Regions from separate parts of the Mus musculus genome. Here region 1 is linked to region 2. The links are chromatin loops, found by intact Hi-C in ENCODE. Cell type or tissue: left cerebral cortex. All regions are shown on one strand.

The links. A loop is a pair of places that touch in the nucleus more often than their neighbours do. Peaks named below come from ENCODE experiments on the same cell type or tissue, not always from the same donor. Only the 100,000 strongest peaks of a DNase experiment are listed, where the experiment ranks them.
Region 1: a loop joins it to region 2, with 2.3 times the contacts of the local background. A loop is called at or near these places in 5 of 42 quality-filtered maps.

Annotation. Positions count from the first base shown.
Region 1 is chr5:54,051,113-54,059,112 of GRCm38, forward strand. It overlaps Stim2 (stromal interaction molecule 2), which reads left to right. Exons shown (of 12, transcript NM_001081103.2): 2 at 2,264-2,394. Among named protein-coding and RNA genes, the nearest start is that of Stim2, 57 kb to the left of the region's middle. In left cerebral cortex, no CTCF peak of the experiment used is centred here; a DNase peak (open chromatin) is centred at 3,023.
Region 2 is chr5:54,096,268-54,104,267 of GRCm38, forward strand. Stim2 (stromal interaction molecule 2) reads left to right here. Exons shown (of 12, transcript NM_001081103.2): 4 at 6,308-6,419; 5 at 7,306-7,421. Among named protein-coding and RNA genes, the nearest start is that of Stim2, 100 kb to the left of the region's middle. In left cerebral cortex, no CTCF peak of the experiment used is centred here; DNase peaks (open chromatin) are centred at 2,104, 4,783 and 5,286; H3K4me3 peaks cover 590 bases; H3K27ac peaks cover 1,566 bases.

The DNA.
Region 1 (8,000 bases), 45 kb before region 2:
AGCATGAGGAGGGAGGAATGCAAGAAGGGCAAGTGAGGGCAGAAGATCAAAGTTAGCCTGGAGCTCCTCTTAGCAGGAACCTGCTCCTGAGGGCGGGCTCTTATGACCCAGCACCCTGTTAGGATCCTTCCCCAGTACTGTTCTCTGGGGATTATGTTTCCAGTGCAAGGCTCCTTTGGGGGTGGGGCGCATATTGAAATCATGACATCATGTAGCTAGCTAGTGTTCTTAATAGTTCTAATATAATATCAGAACCTGCCTGTCTTCTTTCTCTCTAGATTGTGAACTTTAAAAAGTACATCATACTTTTTAGCTTTCGAATGACTGCATTGTCTTTTTAACTTCTAATGTCAATCGTTGCCTTTCACGGGCATAGAAGCATCAGAATTAACCAGTCCTAAAATATTACTCAGCAAAATTCTAGTTGTTATAAACTTGTGATAAATGGAGGAATGTAGTCCCTGCCCTGTTTTTGTGCTTAGCTGAGCAGACAGATAATAATATACAGAGCTACCACAGATTAGTAGAGTACAGTATAAAGTGATGTTTTTAGGTAGAATGATCTGAGAATATGAATGGGAAAAGTTCAGATACATTAACGTTTCATAGCCACTTTTTGCTTTCCTTTCCCCAACTGCTTGCCCTTGCTACAATGTCTGTGGCCGTCACTAACTCATCTTATAATCTCTCTAGGATATGTTTAAATGTTTTTCTCTTGTTCACTGTTACTTTTCCAGTGCCTAATATGGCAGGTTACACAATAGATGACATTTATTTAATTGATGGACTGGACTTTGGAGAAGGAAGTATGTACTATGTAGTACTTGTGAAAGATTTTTATGAGCAAGTTAGACCTTGAAGTAGACTTTGATGTGTTTCTTTTAAATGAGTTAAGTTTTTAAAATGCAGTACATTCAAGTAAATAGTTACCCATCAGTAACTAGTTAATTTCAATCAGTCCAGGAATTGATTTTGAGATTGGATCTTGCTCTATAGCACTGGTTGTCCTAGCATTAGCAATGTCACCTAGATGTGTGACAATCCTGCCTGTGCCTGAGTACTGAGATTATAGACATGTATGAACATGCCTGGTCCAATTTTATCTGTATTTGCATTTTCCAGGTTATATGTTACTCTTAATTTTATCTTCAGACTTTATAGTCTGAGTAAGTACCTGGCCTGTTCGATTCCGTTTAGAGATGAGTGAGATAACTAAGACCACTGACATGTGGTTTGTTCACAGTTAACTGTGGACGGTTTACAACAGGGCCAGATTTTACTATTGATGCGATAACCACACTGTGGCAATGCCACAGATTATGTTAAACCTTAAAGTCACTGCATCTAGGAAGACCTCTGCTTCTACTGATATTATAGTTAAACCCTGTTTTAATGGCTTAGTAAAATCATAGCAGTATGTCTACCAATCTTTCAGTGTATCAGCCAGCACGTAGGCTGTGCGGAGGAGGAGTGCAGGACTGTCCTGCTTGGCAGATAGGCTTTTACTAGTCACAGCCTCAGAAGAGACCCTTTTGCCCACCGACCTTCAGCCTTTGCAGATCTTCATGTGGTTTATGCCCTCTAAATAGTGTTCCATTTTTATTAGTTTACTTTATTTTTATAGTCCTGGGGCTGAAACCCAGGGCCTCGTGCTTCCCGGGCTTTCTGTAGCCCGAGATCTCTAGTTTTAACAACTTGAATATAATCTTCTGTTTTTCTTGTATTGGAAGGGGTTTAACCAACAAACAGATATTAAAGAAAACATGAGAAATAAGATTTGAAAAAAGTCTCTTGAAAAAAATCTTGTTGATCTAAAAATGGACACATTTGAAAAGCCAGATAGACAGAAGCTTGGATTATGATAAATAGGAAACCGTTTTACACTTTCCTTCCTTCCTTGTTCTGAATGTTTCCACAGCATTTCATTTGAACTAAAGTGGGTTGTACAAAAGGAACCCTGTCCATTCCATGTTAACTTTTTCTTCTTAATACGAGCAAATCTCTTTTTCTTTAGAAATATTGGATACAAAGAGATCTTGAAAGATGAGGAAGTGTTAGAAAAATTGAGGTGTCTCTGCCTATTGATAATTGCATTACTTAGTTTTAGTCAGGTTTATTATATCTTTGATGTTCAAATGTATTCTGGTAAGACAAAAGTTCTTGGTCTTGTTCTGAAGTCTGATTCTTTTTTCTTTTTCGTTCCGTCCAGCTATAATCTGTGTTCTAGTGTGACAAGGTAACCTTGTCCTCTGCTTTGTTTCAGATCCCTGTATGTCGCTGAGTCCACCTTGCTTCACTGAAGAAGACAGGTTTAGCTTGGAAGCACTTCAGACAATACACAAACAGATGGACGACGACAAGGACGGCGGGATCGAAGTGGACGAGAGTGATGAGGTGGGTGGGGCTCTCTTCTTGCCCGCCTTCTCCTTCAGTCTCTGTTTCCGGATTCTTCCGGATGCAGTTTGGTTCTCAGTGCCTTTAGCTTTCTTTTTTAAGCTGTGATTTTGCTTATTGTATTTACATGGCTTTTCTGACTTCCTCTGCTTGCTTTTCTCACCACCCCTCTTCCTCCTTCCCCTTTCCTTTCCATAGTAATTGTGACTTCACAGATTGGTAGTTGTGGAATTTTCTTTTTTTGAGATGAGGGTGTGAAGTATAATAACTTAGGCTAGCCTTAAATTCTCCCAGGTTCTAAATCCTTAACCATAGCTGAGCCTCCAGACATGCGCAGTGTCCCCATGCTTCCTGGTTACACAAACTCCTCGTAGTCATGGCTTTCACAAGCACATGCCCTGCTCAGTGTCACTTCCCAGCGCTTCTATAGACACCACTGCAAACAGCCCTGTTAACAACGAGGAGTTGATTCCTGGGCTCAGCTGGGCAATGTTTTCGTTACTGTAGGGATGGGCTTTGGTCGTCTGTGGCAGTTGGCATATATTGCTATGATGTTTTCCTATATTTTATGATTTCTCTTTCTGTATGTCTGTCATCCAGGAGTCTGGGTGGGAGTTTATTACTGCCTGACAGCTGGCTTCCAAGTGGTAGCATCCCAGGAAGTCCTTGTGTAGGAGTGTTTACCGTGCCTCTAGTTGCCAGGGCTTGCTACTATCAGATTGGCAAAGGCAAGTCATGTGGATTAGCACAGTCTATGTGGGAAAAGAGTATTGCTACCTCACAGTGACAGTCTCTAAAGATTTATTTATTTATTTATTTATTTATTTATTTATGTTTTTTTTTTGAGACAGGGTTTTTCTGTGTAATAGCCCCTGCTGTCCAGGACTCAATTTGTAGACCAGACTGGTCTCAAATTCACAGAGATCCATCTACTTGCCTCTGCCTCCCAAGTTCTGGGATTAAAGGTGTGTGCCACCATGGCCAGCTTTTATTTATTTTTCGAAACCTTAATTTAATTACATAGTTCCCACCCCCCTTTTTCCCCTCCCTCTAAACTCTCCCATGTACCATCTCTTTCAAAGTCATGCCCTCTTTTTCTTTAATTGTTGTTACATAGTATGTGTGTAATGTGTGTGCTATGCATGTATGCCTGAATACATAATAAAACTTGGTTAGTCTGTATAATGCTACTTGTGTGTGTGTATGTATATGTGTATATATATGTATGTATGTATGTATGTATGTATGTATGTTTCAGGGCTATTTTGATGATCAATAGGTGTGCTATTCCCTTGGGAAGACTATCCCGAACTTAGCTTTCCTATAGTTCTTTGTCTAGGATTGAGGGCTCATGGGCTTGTTAGCATGTCTATTCATCTCATCTTTAGCTAGTCATATTGGTGAGACTTCATGGATGGTAGCTTCTGACATTTCTAGGACACATATTTTCACAGCAAACTGACCATTTCTAAGGTTTTTATCTATGGCTTAATCCGCTCTTTCTTGAGCCTTAGGTGCAGGAGTTATCTTGTTACTCACAGATGAGTATAGTCCTCACTCCTCATCAAGGAGACTTTGTCGCAGACAGAAACCATTACAGAAAACAACAGTGGATCAAAATGCAGAATTGTGGAGTCCAGTTCCAACTGATATATTTACAAGATGAGCTCAGAATTAAAACAAAAAAGACTGCTACACCTTCATCTAGCAGCCAGCAACTCATCAAGTAGATGTGGGCCTTTGTGAGTCTCAGCCCATCCGTGGGTAATGTTGACCTGCTTGATCTTATGTGGGTCTTGTACAAGCACCCATGGCTACTGCATCACTCCTCCCCGTTCTCTGGCTCTTAACAGTCTTTCTAACTTTCTATGATGGTTTTTGAGCCTTCAGGAGAGGGGCTGATAACAGTGTCCTATTTAGGGGAGTCTGCATTAATTGCTGCCCACTAAAGAGAGATGTTTCTTTTCCCAGAGTTGAGATTAGCACTAATCTATCTTTAAAAGCATAAATACTTAGAAGACAGTTTGACAATATATCCATTTAGCAAAACAAGAGTAGTAGGTTCCCCCTTAGAGACTGTGTCCTTCCTAATGTATACTCAGGTTTATAGCACCAGGCAAGAATTCACTTGTGGTGCAGGCCTCAAATCTAATAAGAAAACACTTGGTTACATCCACAATGCTGATGACATTATACACCAGTGGGCACATCTTGCCTGGCAGATCAATATTGTAGCATTTTGGGTCTAGCACAGTTGGGCAAAGTTACCACTGGGTAAGACATTTCTCTCCCAGAGGCCTGAATATTAGACCATGAAAACTAAGTAGCAAAGAGGAAGTTTGCGGGCCAGTTCCAGCATGATTTTTCTATGTCCTACATTGTGAACTCTTCAGTAATAGAGTCCAGAGATGGTGGGCAACCAAGAGTCAAGTCAGTCCTGTGTTGGTTCCCCCATATGACCACCTGACAGATTACTATGAGGAATTACAAATTACTTGTAATCTCATCCCTAGCGCTGAGAGTTTTAATAACTGATACCTTCTGGGAGGATCATTGTTAGCTCATTCAGGGTACCCCAGTTCATAAAGTCCTATGTTTAAAAAGTAGAGCTTAGGATTTTATTAATATGAAATTTATAGGAAATATTGTTTTCCCTTTTTGATAATGATATTTAAATATAAATGCAGTGGGCATTTATACTTCACTGGTACCTAAAACCATGTCGAAGTCCACCGTTCAGTACAGTAGCCGCTAGCTACATATAGTAGTTGAAATTTGAAAATGAGGCATGCTATTAACTGTAATAATTTGTTTAAGTGTGAATATTTGAGAAAAATAAAGTATGTACATTTGAAAAGTGGAGGCTTGGGAGAATGCTCAGTCTGCAGAATGCTTGCTGTGCAGACATGAAGACATGCGTCCAGATGCCCAGCACAGAGATAAGCTGAGCAGGACGGGCACGCCTGCGATCTCAGTGCTGCTGCGGAAACAGAATGATTTGGGCTCTTCCTGTCCAGCGTGTGTAGCTGAATTGTTGAATTCCAGATTGAGTAGATATCCTGTCTCAAAAAAATAGATGGAGACTCCCTGAGCATGGTACCTGACACTGGCCTTTGGCCTTCATGTACACATTGTACAGTAACTGTGCATGTATACACAAAATACTGGTTACGTATGTAAGATGATAATGTCTTGGACATATTAATAACATTAACTGTGGTGCTGAAATTAACTTCTTTTTGTTTAATGTGACTTTTAGAAAATTTAAAATTAAACATTTATATCCATTTTGTTTTGACAGTACTAGTATAGGGCTTAAATGAATGAGTTGTTAATTCTGCAGTTTTTGGGCTAGTTTGGTGTCTCCAGTTTTATAATTGTTCTTTAAAATAAAGTATCTCATTAAAAAAGTAAATAGTTTTGTAATAGGCCTCAATTAGCTATAATTAGGAAATTTTGTGAGTTTAATAAGAAGCCATAGTAAAACAAAAATAAAGTTTCTTGTATTTGGGGGATTTAGTGGCACTTTTTAAAAAAATTCAGAAGTATTTAGCATTTTATAATGCTTCACTGCTTTCTTATTTTGTATTTTGGTCATATCAGAAAACATTGATCAGTATAGTTTGTATTCATTCATATGATTTTGAGCTAATACTTTTGGGCCTTCTGCATGCCAGATGTCCAAATAGATGCTTGGAATAATCGATTGGGAACAAACCAGATGAAATGTGTGCCTTTGAGCTAACGTTCTGACAAGGCTTGCGAGAGGCTCATTTAAGAAACTCAGTGCTTAAGTGGAAAAGGGGATCCGGACAGGAAGATTGTGGGGAGGCTATATGTATGCAGTTTATCATCTTTTGGTGTCTATGGGTCAGAAACCGTAGTGCTGGAGAGGAAGGTGTATAATTAATTCTTACATTGCTGCCACCAAACTGGCAGAATCCAGTGAAGAGAAACAAGGCTTCTCTTGGCTCATGATTTCAAAAGTTTCATCCTGTTGGAGTAGGGAAATCATGATGGAGTGTATAGTGCTGGCCATTGTGTGGTGGAGACTCTTTATATCATGGGAGATAACAAAGCAGAGAATGGGACTGGAATCAGGCCGTGGGTATAACCTTCAACAGACATAACTCAATAGATGGCTCTCCCACCTCCTAATGCTTACACAATTTCCCAGAACAGTCCACCAGCCCATGAGCAAGTGCTCAGAACATGAACCTGGGCAAGACATTTTAGATTCAAGCCCTAGTAGTGTGTTATCTGACTCTAGTTCTCTTTTACTCTGCTGGTGATGTACCTGCTAGTGTTACACAATCCAAAAGTCTGCTGCAGGGCTTGAGGGGAAACGGTATGTGAGGGATAGATCCACTAAGATCCTCCTCATGTGTTCTCACATTGTTCTCATGTGTTCTTGTTTACTTGGTGTTAGGCCATTTGGCTCTCTCCATAGGGCCTTGTAAAATATCACTGGCTTCCCCCAGAGCAAGTAGAAAGAGCTCTAAGCAGAAGAGTTGGGTCCCTATGAGAAGGACCAGTAACATAGAAGTAGTCACAGACTTTTATCTTTTTAAGGAGTCTTTTTTTCTGAAAGTATGAGTGCCTGGTTCCCATGGAGGCAAGAACAGGGTACTAGTATTAGCATCAAGGTTGGCAGTAAGCTGCCATGTGGGTGCTGTGGACTGAACTTAGGTTTCTCTTCAAGAGCATCAAGTGCTCTTAACTGCTGAGCCTTCTCTCTAGCCCATTTGTATTTCATCTTGGAATGATGGTCCATTGTCTTTCTTTTAGCCTGCTTGCTGGAACTTAGATACTGTCCAGGCTGACACTCAAGAAAGGAGGTTAGGAAAATAGATTGGAAGATTCCTATCCTATTGGGGCCACCGTGGGTGCTGCTTAACACAGCTTGTCTCTTTCCTGCCAACTGCAAATGTTCAGTAGGAAGCTTCCCCACATGATTATAAAGCATTGAAGTAGTACAATTATATCAGTTCCTTCAAAAGGCCTCATTTTAAAAATGATACATAATCAAACTTTTCAAAGCCAGCTCTTTCATAGGATATATTTAGATTTTTAAGGAATGATGTGTGTGACTAAAAGTTATCTGAGAAGTAGTGGGGCTGTAGAGATGGCTCAGCAGTTAAGAGCTCTGACTGATTTTCCAGAGGTCCTGAGTTCAATTCCCAGCAACCACATGGTGGCTCACAACCATCTGTAATGGGATCTGATGCCCTCTTCTGGTGGGTCTGATTTAATGGTGTGTGTGTTAATGTTACCATGTCCTCAAAGACCTTAGACGTAAGGAATGACCCACAAAAGCATCAGTTAAGCCTGATGGTCCATGAGTACTGAGAAGGTGAGATGCCAATGGAAATAGGAAAAACGCTGGTAGGCCAGTAGATGCTGTACCTCAGGTGGATGGGAAGAACACGCAAGAGTTCCTAGCCTCTAGAGTTCTTTAGTTTTGTTCACATCTGTTCTTTAAAACAGAAGTCTTACTGATGGCAAATGTTAAGAGAGCTTAGGACTAAAATTGTAAATCACTCAGTGTTCCTGATAGCTGGGAAAATAAGGAGCTGTGGGAAGCGGACAGTAGCTTTGCCTGCATG
Region 2 (8,000 bases):
AACTATGAACTCACATTCTGGCCCTGTTCTAAAGATAAACCTTTCTCTGGCAGCTGGTTGTCATGGTGTCAGTCACAAGTGACGAGTGTACATAGTCCATGGAACCAACTGAGAAGAGATGAGCAGGCCTGCAGCTTCTTCACCTCTATACAAGGAGTTGCTTTCTCTCATGTTTAGTAAAGTTTAAAAAATGGTTAAAGATTCATTAGCAGAGCCCTGCCTTTTTACAGCTTAGGTTATTTGAAGTTTCCTGTGAGAAGTTACATCTGCCAGTGTAATGAGAACTCCTGAGGCTTTGTAACTTGAAAGTCTTTCATTTGAAATTGAATTTAATTCTAATAAATTCTGTATTGGTACATTGTTTTAGAATATATTTGTAAACATGCTACTGTTTCAAACATTGGCCATCATGTCTTTAGACTTTTATAAAAATGTCAGAACAGCGAGCACTGAACATTTTATAATGGACAATGTTAAATAACATTGTGATTTTTCCTCCCTTGTGTCTATACCAACCTGTTGGTATTTTATAGGGTTGTTTTCATGCTATAATTGAAGATAGTGTAGTTAGTTTTACAGAACTGACCCACTGTCCTAGCTAATCACGGCAGAAGTGCACTTGTCTACAGTAACTCTTCTGCCAGTTGTTTCTTGACACTGAGAACATAAGCCTGTAACTGTTTATGCAACAACAGCTAATAGCTAGGCAGAGTTATATATCCACTCTGGTCAAGCTCTGCTGCAGCCAACAGTGAACTTGGCTGTAGTTTGAGATTTTCTCAGAATGAAAAAAGGTACGGGAAGGAGGAAGATCACGACAGTCAATAGTTTGAGCTTTGACACCCACAGCAATTTTGGTTCCATATGCACTACCTACTTGGAGTATGAATTGGGGAATTACTAAACTGTCTGATCCATAGCTTCCTGATGTATAAGGCAAAAGTCACAATAATATCATTTTTGATATAATATATATGTATATAGTTTTAATATATCATACTAATATCCATAGTATTGATGAATTTCATGAGAATTCAACATGGGAAGTATGTTACCATAGAAATCTTTTAGCATAGTTAATTGGAAATTGTCACTGTATCTTTACATACACAAATGCTTTATGATTAGAAGTTATTTTTCTATTACTGTTTGGATGAATTTATGAACATCTTTAAGATTTGGAGGGCTAATATTAACTAAAATTTTATCTTAAATTTTAAATGAGACTTTAGAAACTTTTTTATTTTCAGGCCTGTAATTTAATGTAAGTTCTAAGGCTAGTGACTGCATTGGCTTTGTAAAATTTATAGGATTTATAAGATTGATTTTTATGGATGCCAGGAACAAGTGATTTGTATAGTATATTCTCTTACAGTTTGAATTTCACACTGATTTGTAAGTATCAGGTATACTTAAGTCGGGGAATGGAACAAAAGCACAATATGCTCTTCACTCCTGACAGCTGACATGTGTAAATTAGTGCTTTCATTATGTTCTAGGCCTCTGGGATCTTTTCTACAACCAAGGATTCTCCAGTGCGCCTTTGAAATGAGATACCCTGAGAGTAGTATTGCTTATTTTTTATTACAACTCCAGGACCACAAGTAGACAATTCAGAACAGAACTGATTCTTTTCAAAGGAAGAATTGTTACATCTTCATCGAATACTTAAAATGATAATTTTACAGTGGAATATAATAGTATCTCGTGTAGTATGGACGCCCACGATATAGTAAGGCACGACATTCTAGCAGGTAGTTAGCAAAATAAGACAGCTTAGATGTCGTGCTATTTTGTCGAACCAGTAGGTAGGTAAGAATTCAGGGGCAGAGATCCCTGCCAGCTAGGGCGTTTGATCCAGCTGTAGCCCAGCTGTGTGCTGCTGTGTCCTGAGCGTGGCCCATGGCATTCTTAGAAGGCTGTTTCTCGGGGCTGAGGTGGCCTCTCTGTTGAAGGCTGTGTCCACCCCTTCCTATCTCTTAACTCTCATTCTCGCACCCCATGCTTTCCAAAAGCTTTCACTTCTTAGACCTAGTTTTCCTCTTTTTCAAGTTCTGTTCCAAAATAGTTACATTGTGGTAGGGCTGGCGAGTAGAGTGTAGGCGGGGCTGATGCAACACAGCGTCTTTCTTTGTTCAACCGAGGAACTACATTTACTGTTGCAGAAATTGCCTTGTTAGCAAAAAACCCCAAAAGCTTTGAATCTCCAGCTGCTGTCTTTCTACTGTATCCTGTACCCTCCGCTACCTCTCCTGGAGCTCTGGTTCTGTTCACCATCCCTTTCCTACCACCCAGTACTGCAGAGGCAGAGGTAGGTGCATTTCTGCAGTATGAGGCCAAGCCTGAGCTTCATAGCAAGCTCCAGGACAGAGACACTGCTTCAACAAAACGAAGCACGGAAGCCCTGAACTATTCGCTCTTTGAAATATTATCCTCAGGTTGTTAGAGGGCCTCTCCCAACTTACAGGCATATCTTCTATCACGAAAAGTTAGCATAACTCTCCTGCGCTTTTATGTTACTACTTCCAACGTTAGTGTAGCCCCTGTGTATCCCGGACATCTCTAGAACTGCAAGTCCACTTAGGCAGCTGCTTACAGTAGACTACTTGTTGGTAACATTTTATACTTGTATGCTATTAGCACTAAATTTCTAAGAGAAAATATCTCAAGTGTTAGTGTGGTGTTTTGAATCAAAAGCTACCTATAGTACAATGGGTTTGGACCAGAGTTCATATTCTAGTTATCAGTTGATAGACATGTGTAATCAAATGTATGATCTCTTGGCCAGGTGTCTCTTTATAGAATCTAGAGATAGCAGCTACATTTCTCAGTAGCTAAAGGGTACATGTCGAAATGGATGTGTAAGTGTGTATTTAGAAAAAAAAACCTCCTTAATTAGCTGGATGACAATAATAAGTCCTGGGCAGATGAGATGCCTCAACAGGGGAAGGGGATTGCTGCCAACTCTGAGTTTGACTTTTGAAACCTGCAGGTAGAAGGAGATAACTGACTCTTGAAAATTGTCCTTTTACCTCCACACTTACAACATACATGTGCACATTTATTTGCACATATCTATACACATAAATACGTACACACACACAAAATAAATGCAAACCACTTTAATAAAAATTAAGTTCCTCTTCTCTTAGTGTTCATCATCAGAGGGCAGGTTGTGAGGACAGTCACATCACATGTATATTGGTTTGTCTCACGGTTGATCCATGTATAGATGATGACGAATACAAAGGAGACCAATGCAATATTGAACTGGGCATTGGGAGAATGTTTAGAGGAAGGAGTTCTTAGTTTGAGTCAGAGAGAGTAAGGACAAGGCAGGCAAATGGAAAAGAGAGGGAAAGCCAGTCTCAGCTGAAGAGTGTTAGGGTCCACAAGGACACAGGGCATCTTTAAGAAGCTGCAGATCGTGCAGTGTCTGCCATTCTAAAAACAGCTTGCTCTGAAACCTACTGTGGCCATTTACTAATTTGTTTATACCTAATTAAGAGTTCTACCTTGAGAAAATTGTAGGCTCAGCATGGGAATAAATGTACTGCTTTCAGAGCTGCTACAGTGTCCACATGAAATAACATTCATAAATCTGGTATGTAGTACATAGTTAATGTTAGCAACAGTTTTTATTGGTGTCCTAGCCATTTTTAGAATTCGATCTTCCCTGTCAGCATTCTGTAATGAAATGTTCCGGGCTGGTTGTTCAGTTTACAGTGCTTTAGACAACAGCCCTTTTTTGTTATAACGGAATCAGAAAGACAGAATTTTAAAGTAGCTCAGTTTATTACTCTGTTTATTCAAAAACTTAGCCTGAGTTAAAGAGCTACGGTGGCTCTGTGACTCAGGTACACCTCTTGGCAACGGTCTCTTTCCATTCCCAAGTGTGCTGAAAATCACCGAAATGTCAGCCTATAGCAATTGGCACAGTTTTGAGCAAAAATACTTGGTAAGCAATTCCAAAGTCAGTGACAGGTAGGCAGAGGGATGGGGCGGCTTCAGGTCGCTCTTTGTCACTGGGGATCTCCTATGCAAACAAGCCTAGGTTGAACAGTACTCACTCTTTAAGTCTCATCTACTTCAGTAGTTAAGTGGCACCCAGCAAACTGTGCATGAGTGCTCAGTAAGGAACTTATACATCCTTTAGTGGAAAAGCAGATGTTAAAAGAATTCCTTCTCTTCTAGATGATTGAAATTAATTAAATTCTGTGGGGAAAAAAGTTCTTATGAAGAACTGAATTTAGCTAAGAAAGGAAGATTCAACAAAAATACAGAAGATGATAGGATTCAAACCGGTTTCATATCAGGTCTTTGAGGACGGATAAAAAGGAGCCACCGTAGGGGTTGAAAGACCAGCAGAGTATTTGGAGCAGAGGGAGCTAATACAAAACTTCTCATGTCCTGGTAATGAGAAGAAAAGCTGTTTGCAAGGAACCCAGACATCAAGTGGAAAGCCAATTCTTTCCCTCAAGTAACTCTGTCTTATGATAGGATGGTATTGTTTTAAAGATGCATTCAAAAGAGAATTGGTTTTACAAACAAAGCTATTTTAGACCAGCACAGCTGTCCACTCAGGTCGAGTAGTATTAGGACTGGACAGTTTCGTGCGCTTTTTTGCATTTCTTCCTTTGAATCTGGTCTCCTTGGAAACTTGATGTGTTGGGTTGCTTAGACTGGTTTTTTTGCTATTGAAAAATCCAAAGGCAGAGAGAATCTTATCCTGTTTTCCTGGCTGAGAGTTTTGTGTGGGTGTGTGCACTGCAGCTGTGCTGTGGGTTTCTTGGCATTCAGACAGGGCAGTTCTCCATGTAATGCATCGCAGAAGGAAGAAGCCTTCGTGTAACAAGGCTACTTTGACTGGATTAGGTTCAGCGGAAGGCCCCTAGGGCTGGGCTGCTGGCTGGTAGCCTCACTTGTTTGTCTCTGTGGCTCCAGCAGGCTCAGCCCATATACAGGTGTGAGGGTAGAGATGTGTCAGAAAGAGAACATAAGAGCTTTGTCTCAGTATAAAATTGCCACTTAGCAATACAGTTTTTAAAGGTTTTTATTAGTTAATTATACTTTGCTTGTTTTTTCTTTAAAGATCATTGAAAAGGGCAGTGTGAAAACATTGCATGCAAATGTGCATTTAGCATTTTCTATAATTTATGAGAATGCTCTTTTCCTAGAGCCTTTGTGCACAGATGGATCTGCAGCACTGCACCTACCACTTCCTCCTTGTCTTCAGCCCCGTTTGCCCTCTGCTGTGGTTTTCCCCAGTCGTCACATTAAGTGTAGACAGCATGCAGCTCTCCATTTCTCAAGCCTTCCGTTGGAACAGCTTACCCTTTACACAAGCAAGCCGAGAAAAGCCTCCAACTTAATTCTTATGGTCTCTTCTTGTTTATCCTTTTGCTCGTGGTTGTTGCTCTCAAAGTGCTATAGAGTAAGCTTCTATCTTTGTGTGCCTGTGTTCAGATCCAGTCTTTCCTAATGTGGTCCCTCTCTGACTTTCTGCCTCTTCCTAAAATACAATACAATACAGACCAAACACAGCTCAGCAAGATTACATCAGATCTTCAGAATTCTATGGCTTTTATTGTAGGCTTTAGTTGATGTAGTCAAGCCAGAGGACTTACCTAATTCATTCTCATTCACATCCTCTCTCTCTCTCTCTCTCTCTCTCTCTCTCTCTCTCTCTCTCTCTCACACACACACACATACACACACACACACACACACACACACACACACACACACTCATTTACCCCCTCCCATTTTTTAATGACTAGCATGATTTAAATGTTTCCTTCCCCCATCTTTCTTCATTTCTAAGTTGCCCCCCCCCCTGAATCTTTGCCCAGGGCACCTAGGTTTCACAGGGGTAAACAAGTTCCCCATCTGTTCTCTGCTGTATGCTGTAGTGCTTACAGTGGCCTGACTCTCACGGGGTGGTTCTCTGATTAGATGCATTAATGGGCTAGGTAAAGTGCCAATCAAGTCTATATCTAGTAAGGTGTTACACCCATGGAAATGGGTTGTTTCATCCTTTAAAAACTCTGTATTAATGCTTATTTTAGAATTAGTTTTACTGCAGTCTGTCTAATTGTTTTATGTCTTTTTTTCTGTTTTAGATTGTACACATTTGGGAAAACAGGGGTGGGCCTCACTATTTTCAGCTTACCATAGGATGCTAGATGCTATTTTACTACCACTTATTACATCTAATTGAAAACTTAATCTCCCATATGTAGATGTGTTCAGATCTTAGTTTTGAAAGCAGTGTGCTTTAAACTATACCTTCTTTTCTGTGTTACAGTTCACAATTGGACACTTGAGGATACCCTGCAGTGGTTAATAGAATTTGTTGAACTGCCACAATATGAGAAGAATTTTAGGGATAATAATGTGAAGGGAACAACACTCCCCAGGTCAGTGGTCACCCAGAGGGCGTTGAGAAATGAGATGTAGATGCAACCTTTCAATTCTAAATCTGAAAGATACTGCTGGGGCTGATGGGAGAAACCAAATACTATAAATATATCTGTTTGAAGCACTTTATCTTTTTCTTATTTTATTGTGTATGTATTCTTTGTGTATACACGTATTGTATGTATGTGTGCGTGCGTGTTTGTGGCGTTAGAGTGCAGATGACAGTGCATGTGTGTAGAGGTCAGAGAACCATCTTTCCTGAACCTTTTACCTTGCTTTGTTATCAGTGTGTGCACGCAGCAACTTAGCAGGCCCCCAAGTTACCGAGTATTCTCTCACCTCCTCCTTCTAACCTGCCCAGGCAGTGCGCATTGAGTGAATCCCTCTCCCCTCAACCTACCCAAAAAGGCTTCTTACCTTCAATGTGGTTTTCAGTGTACATTGTTCATCTGAAACAGTTGAACACTGAGTGTGGTGAGAGCCTTTCAGCTGCTGCTAGGTAAAAGCTCCTCAAGTAAGAACTGTTTTTAACATCTATTAAAAATATTTAGTAAGTCTCTTAGTAATTTTACTTTTATGTGTGTGTGTGTGTGTGTGTGTGAAATGATAGTGAAATGCTGACATTAGTTATTAGTTAATTATTATAAAATACTTTCAGTTTCATAAACTTTGCAATTTTAGTAAGTTATAATAGAAAATAACTTCAGAAGACAGTAGCTCATCAATATAGCAGTACAATTATTACCCTGCAGAAGGCTTTCAGTATCACAGATGAGCTTTCAACAATGATAATCAGTATGTGAACTGGTAAATATGTTGCTTGTGTATTGAAATTTATATACTGGAAATACCTTGTTTACTGCATATTATTTTTTCTATATACAGGATAGCAGTTCATGAAACTTCATTTATGATTTCCCAGTTGAAAATCAGCGACCGAAGTCACAGACAGAAACTCCAACTCAAAGCCCTGGATGTGGTTCTGTTTGGGCCTCTGACACGTTAGTATTTCTCTCATTCAGCAATACAGAGTGCAGTGTGCCTCATTCCTGTTGCAGATAGCAGACAATAGAGAGGAACAGGCAACCAAAAAGAACCATTTGCTAGCCATGAAGGAAATGTGGCTTGTAGGATGAGCTTTTCTGCCATAGAAATAGGAATTTTCAAACTAGTTTCTAATATGAAAAGCTATGAAACTGTGGCGGACCTGAGAACCTCTCAGAAGCAGAAATCTAAACAGACCCCCCCCCCCCCCCGAGACTGTAGTTGTCTGCAGTATGGACCACTGATGAAAGTAATTTATTACAATCCGCATACTTGAGGAAATGCTTTATTGTGAGTGACTGATTCTCCAGCTTGTGCCTAGTGACAATGACCTGGCCTAACTGAAGGAAATGGAAGAAGCAAGTTATGGGATCCCTTCTCTCTGGGGGGTTTTCTTTCAGTAGCAGGAGATCAATCACAACAAGGAAAGCCTGTTATAGCCATATGTGGTTTTCTTTGCCTTTCTGCAGGTCTTGTATATTAGATAGATCAAATAAGCATACTGATTGTTTGAAGAGTTGTGATTTTATAAAGCT